2 separate regions of the Mus musculus genome follow, and region 1 is linked to region 2. The links are chromatin loops, found by intact Hi-C in ENCODE. Cell type or tissue: gastrocnemius. All regions are shown on one strand. Each heading gives the region's core, and the rest is flanking DNA. Links, peaks and the distances in the headings are about the cores only.

What was found. A loop is a pair of places that touch in the nucleus more often than their neighbours do. Peaks named below come from ENCODE experiments on the same cell type or tissue, not always from the same donor. Only the 100,000 strongest peaks of a DNase experiment are listed, where the experiment ranks them.
Region 1: a loop joins it to region 2, with 2.3 times the contacts of the local background. A loop is called at or near these places in 2 of 42 quality-filtered maps.

The regions. Positions count from the first base shown.
Region 1 is chr10:93,046,591-93,057,305 of GRCm38, reverse strand. It overlaps Cfap54 (cilia and flagella associated protein 54), which reads left to right. Exons shown (of 68, transcript NM_001347060.2): 6 at 9,229-9,372. Among named protein-coding and RNA genes, the nearest start is that of Gm40739, 23 kb to the left of the region's middle. In gastrocnemius, for the core only: a CTCF peak has its summit at 6,233 (motif pointing left); DNase peaks (open chromatin) are centred at 3,204, 6,209 and 6,496; H3K4me3 peaks cover 508 bases; H3K27ac peaks cover 668 bases.
Region 2 is chr10:93,286,635-93,297,349 of GRCm38, reverse strand. The region is part of intron 1 of Elk3 (ELK3, member of ETS oncogene family); the gene reads left to right. It overlaps Gm32551 (a long non-coding RNA gene), which reads right to left. Exons shown (of 2, transcript XR_871953.3): 2 at 7,885-10,715. Among named protein-coding and RNA genes, the nearest start is that of Gm32551, 7.0 kb to the right of the region's middle. In gastrocnemius, for the core only: CTCF peaks have their summits at 5,285 (motif pointing left) and 5,812 (motif pointing right); DNase peaks (open chromatin) are centred at 5,290, 5,809 and 8,804; H3K4me3 peaks cover 2,290 bases; H3K27ac peaks cover 7,363 bases.

The DNA of each region.
Region 1 (10,715 bases), core at 1,874-9,873, 240 kb after region 2:
AACCAAAAAAAGCCCAGGACCAGATGGGTTTAGTGCAGAGTTCTATCAGACCTTCAAAGAAGATCTAATTCCAATTCTGCACAAACTATTTCACAAAATAGAAGTAGAAGGTACTCTACCCAACTCATTTTATGAAGCCACTATTACTCTGATACCTAAACCACAGAAAGATCCAACAAAGATAGAGAACTTCAGACCAATTTCTCTTATGAATATCGATGCAAAAATCCTCAATAAAATTCTCGCTAACCGAATCCAAGAACACATTAAAGCAATCATCCATCCTGACCAAGTAGGTTTTATTCCAGGGATGCAGGGATGGTTTAATATACGAAAATCCATCAATGTAATCCATTATATAAACAAACTCAAAGACAAAAACCACATGATCATCTCGTTAGATGCAGAAAAAGCATTTGACAAGATCCAACACCCATTCATGATAAAAGTCTTGGAAAGATCAGGAATTCAAGGCCCATACCTAAACATGATAAAAGCAATCTACAGCAAACCAGTAGCCAACATCAAAGTAAATGGAGAGAAGCTGGAAGCAATCCCACTAAAATCAGGGACTAGACAAGGCTGCCCACTTTCTCCCTACCTTTTCAACATAGTACTTGAAGTATTAGCCAGAGCAATTCGACAACAAAAGGAGATCAAGGGGATACAAATTGGAAAAGAGGAAGTCAAAATATCACTTTTTGCAGATGATATGATAGTATATATAAGTGACCCTAAAAATTCTACCAGAGAACTCCTAAACCTGATAAACAGCTTCGGTGAAGTAGCTGGATATAAAATAAACTCAAACAAGTCAATGGCCTTTCTCTATACAAAGAATAAACAGGCTGAGAAAGAAATTAGGGAAACAACACCCTTCTCAATAGTCACAAATAATATAAAATATCTTGGCGTGACTCTAACTAAGGAAGTGAAAGATCTGTATGATAAAAACTTCAAATCTCTGAAGAAAGAAATTAAGGAAGATCTCAGAAGATGGAAAGATCTCCCATGCTCATGGATTGGCAGGATCAACATTGTAAAAATGGCTATCTTGCCAAAAGCAATCTACAGATTCAATGCAATCCCCATCAAAATTCCAACTCAATTCTTCAACGAATTGGAAGGAGCAATTTGCAAATTTGTCTGGAATAACAAAAAACCTAGGATAGCAAAAAGTCTTCTCAAGGATAAAAGAACTTCTGGCGGAATCACCATGCCAGACCTAAAGCTTTACTACAGAGCAATTGTGATAAAAACTGCATGGTACTGGTATAGAGACAGACAAGTAGACCAATGGAATAGAATTGAAGATCCAGAAATGAACCCACACACCTATGGTCACTTGATCTTCGACAAGGGAGCTAAAACCATCCAGTGGAAGAAAGACAGCATTTTCAACAATTGGTGCTGGCACAACTGGTTGTTATCGTGTAGAAGAATGCGAATCGATCCATACTTATCTCCTTGTACTAAGGTCAAATCTAAGTGGATCAAGGAACTTCACATAAAACCAGAGACACTGAAACTTATAGAGGAGAAAGTGGGGAAAAGCCTTGAAGATATGGGCACAGGGGAAAAATTCCTGAACAGAACAGCAATGGCTTGTGCTGTAAGATCGAGAATTGACAAATGGGACCTAATGAAACTCCAAAGTTTCTGCAAGGCAAAAGACACCGTCAATAAGACAAAAAGACCACCAACAGATTGGGAAAGGATCTTTACCTATCCTAAATCAGATAGGGGACTAATATCCAACATATATAAAGAACTCAAGAAGGTGGACTTCAGAAAATCAAATAACCCCATTAAAAAATGGGGCTCAGAACTGAACAAAGAATTCTCACCTGAGGAATACCGAATGGCAGAGAAGCACTTGAAAAAATGTTCAACATCCTTAATCATCAGGGAAATGCAAATCAAAACAACCCTGAGATTCCACCTCACACCAGTCAGAATGGCTAAGATCAAAAATTCAGGTGACAGCAGATGCTGGCGAGGATGTGGAGAAAGAGGAACACTCCTCCATTGTTGGTGGGAGTGCAGGCTTGTACAACCACTCTGGAAATCAGTCTGGCGGTTCCTCAGAAAACTGGACATAGTACTACCGGAGGATCCAGCAATACCTCTCCTGGGCATATATCCAGAAGATGCCCCAACAGGTAAGAAGGACACATGCTCCACTATGTTCATAGCAGCCTTATTTATAATAGCCAGAAGCTGGAAAGAACCTAGATGCCCCTCAACAGAGGAATGGATACAGAAAATGTGGTACATCTACACAATGGAGTACTACTCAGCTATTAAAAAGAATGAATTTATGAAATTCCTAGCCAAATGGATGGACCTGGAGGGCATCATCCTGAGTGAGGTAACACATTCACAAAGAAACTCACACAATATGTACTCACTGATAAGTGGATATTAGCCCCAAACCTAGGATACCCAAGATATAAGATATAATTTGCTAAACACATGAAACTCAAGAAGAATGAAGACTGAAGTGTGGACACTATGCCCCTCCTTAGATTTGGGAACAAAACACCCATGGAAGGAGTTACAGAGACGGAGTTTGGAGCTGAGATGAAAGGATGGACCATGTAGAGACTGCCATATCCAGGGATCCACCCCATAATCAGCATCCAAACGCTGACACCATTGCATACACTAGCAAGATTTTATTGAAAGGACGCAGATGTAGCTGTCTCTTGTGAGACTATGCCGGGGCCCAGCAAACACAGAAGTGGATGCTCACAGTCAGCTAATGGATGGATCATAGGGCTCCCAATGGAGGAGCCAGAGAAAATAGCCAAGGAGCTAAAGGGATCTGCAACCCTATAGGTGGAACAACATTATGAGCTAACCAGTACCCCGGAGCTCTTGACTCTAGCTGCATATATATCAAAAGATGGCCTAGTCGGCCATCACTGGAAAGAGAGGCCCATTGGACTTGCAAACTTTATATGCCCCAGTACAGGGGAACACCAGGGCCAAAAAGGGGGAGTGGGAGTGGGTGGGCAGGGGAGTGGGGGTGGGTGGATATGGGGGACTTTTGGTATAGCATTGGAAATGTAAATGAGTTAAATACCTAATAAAAAATGGAAAAAAAAAAAAAGAACCTGAAAAAAAAAGATATGAAGCACGCACCACCAGGGCTGGCCCTTCCCGTGGGTTCTGGGGCCCAGACTCAGGTTGTCATGCTTCCAAGGCAGGCACTCTGTTGGCTCAGCCATCTGCTAGGCCCAGAGACTCCAACTTACACGATCCTCCCTTCCTGGGACTCACTGAGCCGCTTTAGCACGAGGAAGCCACTGTCATGGCATGTTTGTTGTCAGAAGACATGTTTATTCCCTGCATTCATTTTCCAGGCATTGGAACATAGGCCAGGAAGGGCAACTATACTCTCACGGAGACCTGCTGGAATTGCTGTTGGCATGGGAGACATTGTGTCCTTATGAGTCTTTCCCTGAGTGGTCAAATGCTTTGGAGAAACAATGCTTTTTATATTTCATCAGAATTAGGCATGTATCTTAGTGCTAACGACACTTAAAAATAAAAATAGAAGGCATGATATTTGCATGCTTTGTGGATAACATTTATTGTATGTTTGCTTTCTGTTTGGTTCCTCAAATGAAAAAAAAAATAAAAACAAAGACTATTACTAATAATAACTTGAACAAATTCTGGGCCAGCGTTTTGAGTACAAATTAAACAGAAGTGAGGCTGTCCCACATATAATAATAAGCTGCTCTGTAGATTCTGCCGCCCATGCTGCCTTTAGTTGCTGTTGAGATCCTAAAAAAGATTTCACAGTTGCTGTGTTAACAAATACCGCTCCACAGAGCTGCCATGGCTTGGTCTGCTCTAGAGTTTGCATGTCAAGAGCTTTGAAGGGCACATCTGTCTGTATTAGCAATTGGTTGTTAGTGTTGGCCGTTGTTAATATCAAGAGGATTTTAAATCAATGTGATAGTCCTCTTAAAATAATTCATTTATAATCCATACCAAACATCTCTTCTCCCAGCCTCATGGGACTTGAGTTTGTCTCTGACAAAGTACATGGTAGAAGAGGATAGTTGAGTAGCCCCCAGCCTGTGGGAAGGGGTTTGGGGCAATGCCGCCTGCAAGGATTTAGGGGTTCTACAGCTGTCACCTAAGGATCTACTCATTTATTAGGCGCTACTCATTTGTTCCCTGTGGCAAGCTTCAAGGGAATTAAGACTTTTTTCCACCCAGAAATTCCCAAGTCTCCACACAGTATCTTCACATAGCTTATCTGAGGCTACACATGGGTAACTCCACTTAATGGACATAAGCCCTGGAGACCCCACCACACAGGAAGCCTACCTACCAGCTCTAGGGAACTTTGACTTGATAAAGCTTGCCTGTTTTTTAAAAAAATATTTTTATTCATTTAGTACGGGTATGTATACACATGTGTGAATGTGTCTGTGTGTGTGATTACCACAGATGAATGTGTGTGTCTATACATATATGAATGTGTGTGCATCTCTGTGGGCGTGTACACATGTATGAATGTTTATAGGCCAGAAGTTGATGTCAGGTACCATCCACAGTTGATCTTCATTTTGGTTTTTGAGACAGGAACTCTCTCTCTCACAGAACTTGCACCATTTGGTTCTGGGCGTGGGGGTGATTCAGGTCCAGTTGTGAAGACATATCACTGCCAAGTCAGCCCTGTGTCACCTTGGTGGTGCTTTCTGCCACCGAGGCCAAGGTTGTTGGTTTACCTTGCCCGTATCATCAGAACCTCCAGTCTGTTTCTCTCTCCTCCCAGTACAGGACTTAAAGACACATACCACCGTGCCTGGCTCTTTGATGGGTGCTGAGGAGTGAGCTCAGGTCATTGTGCTTGCATGACACTTTACCATTTTTCCAGTCCCTGAGTTCAAGTCTGTAACTGCATGAGACAGAAATAGTACTAGTTACCCAGTACTCTCGGTGTCATTCTTGGCTGACTTAATCTTCTAGTAATGTAGAAACCAGGCATTATGGCTGCCCCTCATTATTGCTGCAAACCCTGCAACATTCTGAGTATTGTGGAAGGGTTTGGCATGCATAGCAATCCTCACTATAGTCTTTTGAGGTAGAGATCATCAGTACTACTACTACCAGGCAGTGATATCCTCCTCCTCCTCCTCCTCCTCACTCCTCCTCCTCACTCCTCCTCCTCCTCACTCCTCCTCCTACCCCCTACTCCTCCTCACTCCTCCTCCTCCTCATTCCTCCTCCTCACTCCTCCTCCTCACTCCTCCTCCTCCTCACTCCTCCTCCTCCTCACTCCTCCTCCTCACTCCTCCTCCTCCTCACTTCTCCTCCTCCTCACTCCTCCTCCTCACTCCTCCTCCTCCTCATTCCTCCTCCTCCTCACTCCTCCTCCTCCTCACTTCTCCTCCTCCTCACTCCTCCTCCTCACTCCTCCTCCTCCTCCTCATTCCTCCTCCTCCTCACTCCTCCTCCTCACTCCTCCTCCTCCTCACTTCTCCTCTTTCCTCCTCCTCCTCCCCCTTCTTCTCACAACCATCACTACCACCACCACCATATGGACCATAGTTCACCCACATCCCATGTATTCTGCTAAGTACTTTCATGAATCTTCTCACTTGATCCTCATACCAACACTTTAACAAGGACACCGTTTTCACTAAACTTTCAGCTGAGGATGCAGAGGCTAAGAAAACCGAGCTTGCTCACAATTACCGGTGTAGATTGCAGCGTTCTGAGGCCACAGTCACAAGAACCACCACACAACTAAAGAGCAATGCCTATCCAGTCACTAAATCGGCTCCTGGCTTGCCTGTCTTATTCTGGTTTACCTACTCCAATGGAGGAACCGTGTGGAGGGACAGATCTTTTTTTTTTTTTCTCTAAAATCCCAAAGACCAAGACTGATGAAGGGCTTTTCTTCAGACAGAAGCCACTAAAGCACTCACCAGTACATGCCTAAGCAGTACTCCCGCTAACAATCAAGAGACACCTTTGCTTTGGATCTTCTGAGGCATCGTAAGGGGCAGTCTGGGACTCAACAAACGTTAAAGAAGACACTAGCAACAGTATGGACTTATGCTTTGCTTTCTGGTGAAGTATTTGGCTCACACAGCCGTTAAGCCACTCCCGTATTATTACTTAAATCTCAAGTCAACCTTGAAATGGCTCCTGACATGAACCTGTGATACACGAGGCTACACTGCCACCCTGTGGCCGAGTTAGTTTATTGTTTTTTTTCCCCCCTGCTGACACCTGAAGCAAGCTTTTGTGAGGTCCATGATTTTAGATCCATCTAGATTTTTAGCTCTTTGAAGTTTGATTTTCCTGTGAAGAAAATTGTCCTGTTTTAGTACATCTACTTTATTAATAAAAATAATTATTTCTTGCCTTTAGGGTTAGAGAAAAAAATGTTACTTGCCCCCCGCTTCTCCCCCCAGTGGCTTTTCATCTCCAGACTTGAAAGCAGGTTTTCCGGTGGGTTTTGGCACACTCCTCTCCTTTGTCAAAGCTTCGCTGAGTGGTGGAAAGAATGCTGCACTTAGCAGTTCAAAGACTTGAATTCCAGCCCCAGTTCACCTCTTTCAGAAACAGTTCAGACTCTGAGTCAGATTAGGTTAGATTTAACTTAAGGTCCCTTCTGGCAATGGCAATATACTCTCAGGGCTCTCTCTCTCTCTCTCTCTCTCTCTCTCTCTCTCTCTCTCTCTCTCTCTCTCTCTCTCTCTCTCTCTCAAACCCCAGTGTAACGATGAAGAGAAGCTGACTTTAGTTTGAAACGCGATTTTTCTTTCTTGCTGCGGAAGCTTTGAGGGATTTTTGCAAAGGCCTGTTGATTTGAAGAGGGTATTTACACAGACTTTTACACCATAGCCTCTGAACCACGATGATCCCGAAACAGGGTTGTTGTGGGGCAGTGGGTGCGAGGGAATAGGAGGTTCTGCTGATGCTGGCAAGGTAAACCAACAACCTGGGCCGCAGTGGCAGAAGGTACCACCACGGCCCCACTGACTTGGCAGTGGCCTGTCTTCAGAACTGGGCCTGAATCTCCTCACTGTGGCCACCCAGACACCCTAGAGAAAAGCCTCTGAACACTAGCCGTGCTGGATGAGGGAGATGAAGTTGGAAGAGTTCTACAGGGACCCGGAAAATTTATCTCGGAGACAGATCTAGCGGGGAGCACAGGCTGCTTGGGTATTTTCAGGTCCTTGGACGCCTGTGTTTGGAAGTGAGTTGTGCATTGCTTGGCACTTTCCCAGAAGACCTAGCTAGGACTGCGCGCCGGAAGCCTATTTAGGTGGATTTTAGTTTAGATTATGAAGTTGTCATTTTCTCGTGTTAAAAATCGCCCTATGCTGCCATGGTTTCTTGTTACCGGGATAGGAACTCTTGGTAGGGATGTCTGGTGCTGGTGGTGTCCGTGGGAAGAAAGTTAGGGGAGCCTCGAGCCCTACCACTTCAATGATCGCCTGAAGTATTTCCATAGCCAGCTTGGTGAGCTACCCCTTTAGTGAAGGTCTGTTTGCTAGTCAACAAGCATTTTCCGTGTGCCCACTACTTGCCAGGTGATATGAGGTTACCATATGATTACAATATGGTTACGATATGAGGATGACTCACAGGCTCCCCAGTCTAGTGGAAGGAGCTTAAGTTCCTGCCCGTGGATGGTAGAGCAGATTTGCACACTGCTGTTAAATCCTCATCTACATCCAGTAGTTTCTTTTCCTCTGGAATAGAAACTAACTAGACAGGGGAAAATTCTGCTCTTTCCTCTTCTGAGCCTCCACAGCCAGCAGCCGGGCCTGACTGTTACTTCTGTCTTTCTCAGTTTTCACTATTAAACACCACATGAACCTGATGGGTTTGCTCCATCCACAAAGCCATGGGGCCTTTTGGATGCAGTCCCCTTTCAAGGCTGGTCATTGATCCACTGAAGAAATTATTCTTTAGTTATTGAAGCCACATTTTCTCACGGGCAGAGACGTTTTGCTCTGCTGTCCAAAGTTGTCGTGACTTGAGGATCCAGGACTCTGGTCAGCTTTCCTATGCTGGGCTCTGCTGTTGCCATTTCCGGAGCATTCTGCCGAGTAGTTTTATGTCACCTTGACACAGGCTAGAGTCGAAGGCGAGGAGGAAATCTCAATTGAGAAAAAGTCTCCATAGGACTGGGCTGTAGGCAAGCCTCTAAGGCATTTTCTTAATTAGCGATTGATACGGGGGCGGGGGTGGTGCAGACATTGTGGATAGGGCCACCCTGGGCTAGTGGTCCAGGGTTCTATAAGAAAGCAGGCTGATCAAGTTGTGGAGAGCAAGCTAGTAAGCAGCACCTCTCCGTGACCTCTGCATCAGCTCCTGCCTCCGGGTTCCTGGCCTGCTTGAGTTGACTTCTTTCAGTGATGGACTACAGTGTGGAAGGGTAAGCCAAAGAAACCCTTTCTTCCCCAACTCACTTTAGGTCATGGTGTCTGATCCTAGCAATAGGAGCCCTGACTATGACAAGTACTTAACAGAGTATTGAACACTACCCCAGCCCATCATTCACACTGGTTCTTGCTCCAGAGCAGCATGGCTGGGCTGTATTAAAGTACCCATTGTACAGATGAGACGATTGAGGTCTGGAGAGACACTGAGATGTGAATGCAGCCTAAATTTATTTCAGTCTGACTGTTCCAGCCTTTTCCATTTTCCTGGTCCTCCTAAACCAAAAACAACACAGCGCTCGCTTCCACAGACCAGCTAGCAACTTTGAGTTGTTCCTAGACCAGAGCTTACACTTGAAGAATATTGCTGAAAATGAGCTCAGCTCATAGGCCTCTTAAGGAACTATTCTAGAACAATAAAGGCTCTATAACAGCTACTCTGAGATTTGGGGCTCTCTCAACTTAAATTAAAAACAAAAATTCAGGGGGCAGGGAGATAGGCTCTTGGTAAGTGCTTGCTTTACAATCATGAACTCCGGAGTTTGGTTTCCTGAACCCACATTTATAAAGAAGCCAGGCACTGGTTCTATATAGAATTATTCCTATAATCCCTGCACAGAGAAGCTGGAGACAAGCATATTCTAAGGACTAGCTGGCCTTTTGTTTGTTTGTTTGTTTATGGTCATTGATGGGAATAACCAATAACCTGAGCTCAAAGTGTAGACGTTGATGGTTCTGAGAAATATCACTATGGCTGGTGTAAGAGATGAGAAACCATTCAGTTGTGCTTTCTACTTCCCAGGCCTTGGAGTTCCTGCTGTGGGCCAGCATGTGCATGGAGTCCTCTGTCCCGCTCCTGTCCATCAGGTACCTGACATGGAGAGCCACTCTCTACACTGCCGTCTGCCAGTGCCACTATGACTGTCAGGATGGCATCCACGGGGAGGTATGTGGCTCTCTAAGGTGGATGGCTTCAGCATTTGAAGTACAGCTTATCAAACCCTCTCTCTGTTAGATGTCTCAAGGCAACAGACCAGCCAAAGAACTGGAAAGAAGCAAAGCCAAGAAACTCCTGGCTTTATCTGAAGACATTTTCTTCTTGGCTATTCCATTTTGTCGGTTTTGTGGCGTTTTTTTCTCTATGTTGCCTGTGAGTTCTCTCCTTGACTCTTGCACTGCCAGCTTGGGCTTTCTTTGCTCTTTTTATTCCTTATTCTTTTGTGGTGTGTGTGTGTGTGTGTGTGTGTGTGTGTGTGTGTGTGTGTGTGTGTGTGTGACTACATGTGGAGGTCAGAGGACAACCTTTGGCAAGGTCTTGGCTCTCGCTTTTCACTTTGTTTCAGAGAGCATCTCTTGTCCGCTGTTGCTTACTCCAGGCTAGTTGGTTGACAAGGTTCCAGAGACTTGTCTGTCTCAGCCTCCCATATTGCCATAGCAACACTAAGATTACAGATGTGAGCCACTGTGCCTGGCTTTACCTGGGGTTTGGGGACCCAAACTCAGGTACCCACTAATGTATTTATAAAAAGATAAAGAGATATAGGGATATGTTCTATGGGGTGTGGTGAGGTATGGGGGTGGGGGGATGTCTCAGCTGGCCCATGCCGAGGCATCCCTTCCCCCTGAGGGACCAGCCACAAGATGATATAGTATAGAATTGAGTCTATTCAGGGCATGGGGAGAGGAGTTAGGAGGGAAGTAGAGGCAAAGAATGGCAGAGAGAGAGGGGGGGAGAGGCCTGCCATGACCACGTGGAGAGAGGGAAGGGGATGGGGAGGGGGAGAGCAAGAGAGCAAGAGGCAAGGGGGGGGCAAGGAGCCTCCTTCATAGTGGGTCAGGCCTACCTGGCTATTGCCAGGAAACTGTGGGGTGGAGTTTAGACAGAATGCTAACACCCATGCTTGTGTAGCCAGCACTATACCCATGGACCCATCTCCCTAGCCCTTGCTGCCCTCTTCTACTCAGCTTCCAGCATCTTCCTTCCCTCCGTTTGCTTTCACATGGAAGCTCCTTTCTTCCCTGCTCAGTTTTAGACTCCACTGCACCTATTATATGTTTATCTTGACCCTTCTCTGCCTTCAGACTGATTTGATATATTTGTTTTCCCCATTTTGGGGGTACATCTTTTAGACCAAATACTTGACAAGGCAGCAGGGGCTCCCATTGGCTGGCATGGAATCTCAGTATAATTTTAAACGAATATTCTCCCTATGGAACATGGTTCCCACTTGTCAGCAAATGTAGCCTTGGTGAAAATTAGAAAAGCATACCTCTTTCTTTAGGCCGACA
Region 2 (10,715 bases), core at 918-8,917:
ATTTCTGAGTACTATGCAAACGTCCATGGGGGGTCCGGTGGGGGATAGGTTTCCACTTCCGTCTTCAGGTTCCATAATCCTTGCGTCCACACGTCAAATAAAAGGACCAGTCCCTCCATGTCTGAGTTCTGGAATTCACAGAGGCTTATGTGCTGAGTTTTCCATTAAGAGCCAACCTCAAGCTAGGCCTGGTGACACAGGCCTGAAATCCCAGCTACTCAGAAGGCTGTGACAGGTACAAACTTGAACCTTGCAAGTTCAAGGTCAACTCAGAGTCTGTAGAGAATTCAGGATCAGCCTGCACCTTACTCAGATTTTGACTCAAAAATTTAAAAAGTGAACAGAGCTATCAACAGTTGTTGGTCCAGTGCGACTCCTAGATTCAATACCCCATTAAACAACAACAACAACAAAAATCCTCTTGGGTGAAACTGGCATGTCTGTCTTTCTCTCTGTCTCTCTATCCCTCGCCATCAATAATCAATCTGTCTGTCTGTCTATTTCTACCTCTGTTCACTGAGGGAACTGGCCAAAAGAAATGTGGCAAAATGTCTTGTACTAATTTAATTTAATTTTAGTTTTTGAGATAGGATCTCTGTGTAGCATAGGCTGTCCCAGAACTCACTCTGTAGACCAGGCTGGAACTCACTGAGATCTGCCTGCCTCTACTTCCATGTGCCAGTAGGCCCAGCTCAGATTGAGCAAACAGAACCCAGTCCAAGTGCCTGGAGTCACAGAGTGGTAAGGTCAGAAATCAAGGACACTTCCTGACTTGATCCTGCTGAGAATGTCACTTTGTCTTTTGGCTAACTCCCGTCTTGGCCACAGAGAGGTGTAGGAAGCAGGCTTCTATTCCAGCGGCTGTCAGCCTCCCTAACGCTGCGACCCTTTAATACAGCTCCTCATGTTGCAGCCACCAGCAACCACAAGATCATTTTTGTTGCTACTTCCTAGTGCTTTTGCTACCGTTAAGAATCATAATGTAAATATTTGTGTTTTTTGATGGTCTTAGGTGACCCCTTGTTAAAGAGGCTGTGGCCCACATGTTGAGAATTGCCATGCCAGCGTGACAATGTACAGTGTGATTAGGGACCTGGACTTGAGAGCAGATATTCCTGAGAGCAGATATATTGGGGGTCTGTCTGTTCTGATTACTGGGTCCACACATATTTGTCTTCATGTTTTTAAGGCACGGCTTCACAGTGGCTGAGGATGGCCGAGAGTGTAAACTTGACATGCATACTCAATGCAATAAACTCAATGATGCATGAATGACCACTGAATATTAGCATTTAAAGGGAAGGCTGCTATAGGGGTGAAAGTTTGGGGTTTAGCCTTTTTCTGGAGAAGCCCCTGAAATCTCAGCATTGGCAGAGGTGGAGAATGTAGAGAGGGGTTTCTCAGACTAGGACTCTTTTTCTTTTAAAACGATTTATTTACTTTTATTTTATGTACATTGGTGTTTTGCCTGCTTATATGCCAGTGTGAGGGTGTCAGATCAGTTGGAACTGGAGTTAGAGACAGGTGTGAGCTGCCATTGTGGGTACTGGGAATTGAACCCGGATCTTCTGCCAGAGCAGCCAGTGCTCTTAACTGCTGAGCCATCTCTGCAGCACCCCAGACCTGGAATCTTGTTTTGGAACTTAGAGATTTCCTGTAGAGCTTTACAAACCCTATTGATGTGATATGTTCCAACATACACATGTTTATATCTATATAAATAGACATATACAGAATATTTTCCCCCAAGGAGTCCCCAAAATGGTCCATGGGTCCAATACACAAGGAAGATCCTTCCCTGTGGTTGGGGTGATGTGTGTACTCACATTTTTAGATGTGTGATTATATGTCTTAGGTGGAATATATGAGCTTGTTGCTGTTTAACAGTTTTGAGCCATAAGAACAGTAATTTCATGCCCTTCCACCTAGTAGGTCCTGATGCTGTGAGGAACCGTGACTTGGACCAGCCTTCCGATGAGGCTGGCTATTTGATGAGGTGGATATTCACAGCCCCCTTTCCTGTTAGGCATCAAAGCCTGGCAAGGTAAAATTCATCAGGCAGCCTGTAAATCTCTTTACCCAGAATGACTTGGGTTGTGTCTGGTGTTAGGAAATCATCTTGAATTTTCACTGGAGGCTTGATTGGATTCATGGGATCGATTGCTTGGGAGAAGCCCAAATCCAAGGGGGCCTTCTAAGCCACAAGCCCATGGGTGTTCTTTCAGAGAGCAGCCCGGCCGGCCGTCGTGTCAAGGGTTAAAATAGAACTGACACACAGACCGAATGAAACCAGAGCTGCAGTTACAAAGTGGGACAGATGTGGGAGGGCCAGGTTTCCTGTGGCCCATTTTCCAGTTTCCTGCCTGCAACCTGCAGAAGAAGAGGAAGCTCAGCGCTAGCAAAGTCTGAGAACCCTCGGATGGGGGCTGTGCCGCCAGCCAGAAATAAGAGTCGCGGGGAGAGCCTGGACAATAAAAACAATCGCATAGAAAGTAAATGGCCAGGTTCTCTTCCAGAAATGTCTGGAAAGGAATGGCCCTTCTGTTTAAAGAAAAACACGCCCCACATCTCTGGGGCGGGGGTGGGATGGGGGTGGGGCGGCTGTACCCACCATGCAAGAACCTCTGTGCTTTATGGCTCTACAGCTCGACTCGGCTTTCAAGACATGGTCGGTTTTCTTAGAACCGTTGGTTACCTGGAGTGATTTTTCCACCCAAGCACTGTGGTTTTCTACCCCATCTCCTGGATTTATGGATACACAGAGAGGTAGCCGTAGACAGCCCAGGGGCTGCTGCCTCTGTTGGGAAATCTAAGCGACTAGTTGGTTTCTTTCTTCACTCTTCGCTCTAGCTTCACATTGTGGTCTGATGTTTTCAAATAACAAAGACAATGGAGGTGTGTGCGTTGAAGATTCCTTGCGTTCTTTTTTTTTGTGTGTCGGGCTACCTAGAGAGCTGAAGGGAATGGTGCACAGAGAGCTCAGAGGGTCAGAAGATACTGGAAAAGGTGGATAATGCTATTTTTCCCCCAAGAGAGCGACTGTAAAATGTCTGGGATCTTTAGCTTTTGTTAACCATCCATAAAGCCAAAATACTTCAATCCCACCAGAAAGAATTTAAGATTAAAAAAAAAATGGTAGCTTTATACACTTGTTTAGTGAGTGTTTGTTTTCCCATCACGTGCTGTGTTGGAATCGCAGGGGATGCTAATGAGATGCTGGCTAAGAATTCCTAGCACGTTTGTGCAAGCCTTGTTTCCTAGAAGGCAATATTATAAGGTACTCGCGTGAGCTTTGCTGCAGCCAGATAGCAAGCAGGATAGTATTCTGAGCTTTCCCCGGGCTATCCCAATTAGAGTTGACTAGCATCTTGGAGGTACACAGAAGGTGTGTGCTTCTGGGACGCCAGATATTTATTTATCTTCTAGGTGGCTCACCTTTTCTCCAGGCCCAGAAAGTACAACTTGTACCTTGAGGAAGTTCTGGGACGTTGCCACGTTAGAGATCAAAGAGGACCCATGAGAGGCTGTCTAGAGAGCTCTGAAAAGATAGGATAAGATAGGGCTGGGTTGTGCCCTGCTGGGGTGGGGTGGGAAATGGATGAATTTGCGGATGTTGGAGGAAGTAGAATGACCCATGGACGCCATCTCAATGGAGGCAATGTAGCCATCCACTTAGTTTTCCAAAGAAAACACCCTTGTACGTGAGCCACCAGCAAGCCAGTCAAGTTGCTTTTGATTTACCCACAGATGACAAAGTTCCAGGAGAGCTGGGCAGTTTGTATACACAGTTGCAATTCTGTTCTGGCTGAGCGGCCATCAGGTCAGTAATTTCTCCCAAAAAGTTCTCTCCTCAGATGGAAGATTCAGTTTTAAAACGTGGCAAAGTGTCTTGCATGGTCTTAGAGGATAAATCGCTAGGTTGAGCAGTGCCCACTTCTCTTTGCTGTTCCTCTGTTTCTTTTAAAAGACAGGAACAAGCTGTAGATTGTCTACAGAAGAAAGGAAAGCACGGACATTGGTTACCCCACGAGAAGAACTTTGAGGAACATGGACCCTTGGAAGGATGTCATACCTTTGTTTTTCACTTGTGACAGCTGGCAATGACTAAAATGCTTCCTGAAAATAAATTGTAATAGTCTTAGGCTCATCTCAGAAAAAAAAAATGCACCAGAGGTTCTCAACCTGGGAGTCATGACCCCTTTGGGGGTTGAATGACCCTTTCCAGAAGGCCGTCAGAAAACACACGTATTTATATTACCATTCGCAACAGTAGCAAAATGACAGTTATGAAGTAGCAACAAAGTAATTTTATGGATGGGTGTCAGCACCGACATGAGGAACTGTTGCAGCATTAGGAAGGCTGAGAACCAACCACTGCCCAAGACAAAGACTTCAGAGTTTGTTGGTGTTGTGTGTTCATGTACTTCGCAAATTACCCTTGCATGCCTAAAAGTTGCCCGTCCTGGGGTCTGGCAGACCCTAGATGTATTCCTGTTCCTTGGTTTCAGTGGGTTTGTGGATAGCAGTGAACCTTTCCTCATTGGACAAAGAGCTGCAACCCGGAGAAATGTCAGCAAGAGCTTGGTTTTGGTTTTTTCTCCCCCCACCCCCCTCCATTTCTGGATCCACACACATCTTAAGAAAAAGACAGCATGCTATCTGAGTGTCTCCTTTGTGTGTCCTTCACACAGGAATATCCCTTGTTTTCAGACAGCAGGTGTGATAGCTCACACCTTTAATCCCAGCACTCAGAAGGCAGAGGCAGGTGGACCTCAGTGAGTTCCCAGTCATCCCCCATCTACATAGGGTGTGCCAGGACAGCTAGGGCTACATAGTGAGACCCTGTCACAGATCAAAGCAGGAAGAAAGAAAATCAGAAGGTCCTTTTACCTGCTTAACTGCCACCTCTGTGAAATCCCAGAAGCAAAGCTGATAACGTGCAAAGAGAAGCATCAGGTGTGGTTCAGTAGGAAAAAAAAGGAGGAGGGGGAGGAGAAAAGTAGAAGAAAAGAAGGAGAAGGAGGAGGAGGAGGAGGAGGAGGAGGAAGAGGAAGAGGAAGAGGAAGAGGAAGAGGAAGAGGAAGAGGAAGAGGAAGAGGAAGAAGAAGAAGAAGAAGAAGAAGAAGAAGAAGAAGAAGAAGAAGAAGAAGAAGAAGAAGAAGAAGAAGAAGAAGAAGAAGAAGAAGAAGAAGGTGGTGGTGGTGGTGAAGTTTTGGATTTCTAAGAAGCAGTTCAAATCTCTGGCTCTGGATTATGAGTCTGCAGCCAACTCAGAGGACATCTGGCGCCACCTCGTGGCAGATGGAAGGTAACATGTCCTCCACGTTAGGAAGGAAACAGAGGGGAGGATGCCAGGGAGACGGAACCTCTGGAAGTCCAAAGACCGCTTCTCAAGCAGGCAATCTCCTGGCTGCAAAAGCAGCCAGTCTGTTCCATCTTTTACTTTGTGGTTCTGTCCTAAGGTGGGTTTTTTTTTTCACACGAAGATTAGGAAGAACAACAACAACAACAACAACAAAAAATCTCAGGTTTACATTTGTAAAGAGCTGAGTGTTGAAAACACAGAGTGAAGATACTCACTTGGAGTATACAAAAAATGTCTCTTCCTCATAGTACCAGTGGCCCCCTTGCACTTCTTTCCTCTGTCTGTTGCCCTAACCAGCCAGCTTGGGTTATGTCATCCACAGACAGACTTGTTAGTCTAGATCCTCCTCCGCCCAGTGCAACAGTTCTCATCTACTTGATTCCCTGGCCTTTTCCTGGAACACAAGTTCCATGGGAGCAACGGCATGGCCAGGGGCAGCATGGCCAGCAGGGGTCGCTCTCTGCTGACCCGCCCAAGTTGGAGGCCTCTGGAATTATTGTCTTATGCTAGCCGGGAAGGATAGGTGCTGTGCTGCCTGTAAGGATATCAGACAACAGTCCTAACAATGTACACAGTTACATTCCAAGTCACCTTGTAAGCCGACAAGCACACTGTGGCTCAACGTTCACCTGGATGTCGTTGACTGTATTGAAGCCATTGATTGCCTAAAGACAAAGCCCACAGTCCATACAGTATCTGAATGATGCTTTTGAGCTGGGGGGGTGGGGGGGAGGCCATCTGATGTCACAGCAGCATCTGTGAAGAGCTTTCCTTGTTTAAGAAGTAAAGGCAGCTAGTGTTTTAAGTAGTACTTGCTTTGTCCCGGATAGTTTATTAGCGACCTTGTAATATTCAATAGTAACCCTGCAAGGCAGGGATCTGTATCCTCTATACCACCACCATCACTTTACCTGTGAGGACATACGTGTAGAGAAAGGTGAATGACACCCCTAAAACCCTACAGGCAGGCAGGGCAGGGCAGACGCTCAGAGATGAACACAAAGATGCTCAAGTATCTTCTCACCTGCCGAGTAGCCTTCTGGGTATGCACGGGCACTCCTTAGAGGTGTGGAAAAGAACCCTGCCCTAGTCAAGCCAGCAGTGTCTAGGACCTGGGGACACTGGTCGGTGGTTTTATGCTGATTTTTATGGAAGCTAATTTACAGCTTTGTTTCTTATAGAGGACTGGCTGTGAACTAATTCTTGTCCATAGATACCCAGTCGCGTCTACAATGCTTCTTTGTTTCTCTCCCACTCTTTCTTTCTTTTTTTTTTGTCTTCATTTATCTGTTTCACTATTCCTCATCTGTAAATGCCCCATTATTCAGATTTTTTTTTTTTTGAGACAGGGTTTCTCTGTGTAGCCCTGGCTGTCCTGGAACTCACTCTGTAGCTCAGGCTGGCCTTAAACTCAGAAATCAGCCTGCCTCTGCCTCCCAAGTGCTGGGATTAAAGGCATGCGTGACCACTGCCCGGCTATTATTCAGATTTTGATGCCATTATAAAATCTACCTAGTTCCTTTGTCTTAATAGACGAAGTGAGTAGACAGTAGACTTAATAGACAGTAGTGAGCAGGAGAATATCTTTGACCTGCATTCATTGTAGATCCATCTGGCAACTGTGATTTTTAACCTTGTTTGAAAATTCCATTTTTAAACAAAGACATTTCTTCATTTTCGCTGTCTCAGCAAGGTCTTCTCCGACCCCTGTACCCCTGCCCAAGCCCACAAGTACATCCTGCTCCTTGCCCAGCTTCAGTGACTTTCCATAACACCCGTCTTCCAATACACTGTAACTTAATTCATCACGCGTTTTGTTGTTCACAGCCTGTCTCTTCCACTGACATGTGAGCTCAATACGGACATAAGCCCTTTTGTTTACTGATGCTAGACAGCATCTTGGCATAAGATAGATATGAGAGAGAGAGAGAGAGAGAGAGAGAGTAGAGGTTGATGTTTCCAGTTGGTTATAGTATAATATATAGCATAATATATAATACTATAGTATATATTATATACATCTTATTTAAAAGAACCTACATTGATATACTCAGTATCATAGCTTTTATTTTTCCCTTTTAATACATTTATTTATTCTTGCTCTGTGTGTGTGTATGTGTGTGTGTGTGCACGCGCACACACGCACATGCACATGCACGCTGCATGGGAATATATCTTATGACATACATGTGAAGGTCAGAGGGCCATTTGTTGGGAGTTGATTATCTTCTTTCCCTATGTGGATCTTGGGACTAGAACTCAGGATGCCAGGCTATTGAGAAAAGTGCCTTTATCTGCCTCGCTGTCTTGCTGGCCCTGTCTTGTTTTGTTTTGTGAGATGTGAACAGGTTTCGGCAAACATCATCTGCTACGCGTGAAGCTAGCTGTTAATTTGAATTGACTGGGAGAGGATTGGCTTTTGCTATTGAATCTCATACCATCCTGAGCCTTTTGTACCCAGCTTTGCCTTTTATGAGGAAGGAAGACGACAGTAAAAAGTGTAATAAAGAAAGATAGGCTGTCAACACGGCTGGTCTATCAGTCTGCTTCCTGCCTCTTTAAAGGGGGGTTTTTCAGATCTGATGAGCCATTTTATTTTATTTTAATCATTTAATTGACATGGTAATTGTATGTATTTATGAGGTGTGATGTGATGTTTTGATACTTGTTTTCTGTGTACAAGCAAATCAACAACATTAGTACATTCGGTACGTAAACATTCACAGTCCCTGTATGATGAGACTTAACCTGGTAAGACAGTCTAGCAGACAGTGTGCTTGCAGGCAAGCCTGGAGACCCGAGTTTTATCCCTGAGAACCAACTACATGTAGCTTTCCTCTGCCTTCCATTCGTGTGCGTTTATGCTATGATGTGCATATGCCCCTCCCCTCATAATTTTTTTAAGGGATGGCATTAAAATACCTGATAAAACCCCACATATTCAAAACAAGAGCTAGGCAGGGCAAGAGAAGCATATTCTAATTAGCAAACAAACAAAACCAGAGTATGTCGTGTGTTCTCTTTAATATGTGGATGCTTTAAAAAAGTGACTTCGTAGTCAATACTAGGGGCTGGGAGGTGGGAGGGCTGGGTGAAGGGGGATTCGACAGCAGAAGCCAATGTATACAGCTGGAGGAGCAAGTTCTGTTTTAGGGACCTATACTTCACAATAGTCTATTGTTTATCTTAGGAAGATCTGCAAGACAGAAGTCTGAGGCTCCAAAAATAAAGAGAGTAAAGAAGAAGCCATCATCCTGATTTGATGGGTGCCCCTTTGTGCATGTTGACACATCCTCAACCAACAAAACCCAAAAAACCCAAAGCGGAGTGGGGAAGAACATTTAAAAGCCCAGACTACCAGGGAATGGATGTGGGTGCATTTGTCACATTTCTAGCATTGCGCTCAAGAGTTCTAGTCCTTGGAAGCTAGCAGGTCTGGGCATCCAGCCAGATGAATGTCAGCTGATGACACATTGTAACTTAAAGCCGGCTCTGATACCAGGACATTGTATCTATGCGGTGTTACAATATGATACAGTCTCATGGATACACTGTATCCATATAAACACTTGCTGGGATGACAGAGCCCACAGCCTGTCCAAGTTGCAAGGCTTTTGTGAATTCTTCCTCCTGGTAAGTCCCATAGTAAACTGAGTCAAGTACAGCAGTCACGGTTCTTAGAACACCCCCCACCCCCCAGGTACACGAGTCATTGCTCTTTCTGGACAGTCTAAATGACAGGTATTGACAGGTATTGGGGATGGAGGTGGGGTGACATGCTGGATGGTTGCATATGAGAACAACTGCAAGTTACAAAATTTGATGTGGCCATGATTAAAATGAACAGTAGAAGTGGAGTCAAAGAAATATAGCTTGTGCCCTTGAGGGGAGGAGACGAGTCCTCTGTTAATGGTTTTAGCTCTATGGCTCCATGTAATGTCATTTGATAAGGGGACAGGGAGTTAGAACCACCTTATGCTTCTGTGACACACCCCTCCCTACCAGATGGCTTCTACCGTAGGACTATGAGCTGGCTAAAAGAGAAGTATGTCTGATATTCACCACCGAGGAATGTGTGGCTTGGGCTTCCAACACAAAGTAGAACTTTGTGTGACTCAGTCGTCAAAACTGTGGCATGGAGGAGGGCAGAGCAGTGGCTGGCGTGAGCTTGGAAGAAGGGCCAGTCTGTGCTGGGTGGGACGCTTTCCGCACATGAAGCCTGAGCCCCCAGACACCTCCAGGGAGCACAGTTGCTCACTGCAACTCTGAGTGATCCTGCTGCAGTTTGCCACCTCAGGGACTGGGCTCTGTCCTAAGAGTTGTTGGGTGACTCTGAGGTCCTTATCTTCCACCCTGGCCTTCTGTGGGTCCATTTCCTGTATTCCAGAAATGTGGGCGATCCTGAAGCTGATTGCCCCATCACCACCAAAGGCCTCTTCCCTGCCTGCCCTTTCATGCCTCCTTGAGCTCCCAAGGGCATCCTAGTGAAGGGAGGAACAAATATGTGTGATGTTGTAGCAGTCAGCTTTAGCTATGGTGATGCTTTGTAACAAACAGTCCCAAGCGTCCTTGGCTCACTGTGGTATTTATTTTACTTCTGCTTCTTCAGACTCAACCTGTGCCAGGCTTTGATCAAATTGAGGTAAATTCTATGTATCTCATCGCTTCAACCCAGTATTTCACTGACTAGTTCAAGATACATAGCTAAGCCCAACTCTCAGTGTGCTGAGGATATAGGGACTTGCTTCAGTGCGGCTCTGGCTGCCTGGCCCCTTAAAGGAGTGAAGCTGGGAAGAGAGAGGCAGGCTGAGCACTTCCCCTCTCTGCAGAACTCCAAACTGGCTGGCATCTCTCTGCCTCTCCAGGAAGGCTCCTCTGAGTGACCACTAAATTTCAAAGATCTTTGAAAAACTCACTGCCAGAAGATTTGGCTGGAGACACCCATGAATTTGAAACGTGTGTGGCTTATTTGAGCTCATTAGGAGCTGGAGCCATAATGCTGGCACGTCCTTCCAGGAGCTCTTTCAGAGCTCAGGAGTCGCTGGTGTGGTTTGAAGTCAGCAGTAACAGGGCTGACTCTTACAGACCCAGTGACTGCTGTGGTGAAGGGTGATCTCTTTAAGGATACCCCCTTTAAAGAGTTATAAATAAAACATCCCGTGGGGTTTTTGTAGCACGTTCTTAGTCTGGATTGTCTTTAACAGAGACACCCAGGTGGCACCCACGGTGCTCAGAGGAGCAACAGGATTCTTTCTTCTGGCTGGGTCTGTGAGGAAGCAGGGAGGGAATGCTTGTTAGGGGTGACTGGGGGGTGGTGGTGGCGGGGTTCATACTTCAATGGGATGTTGCT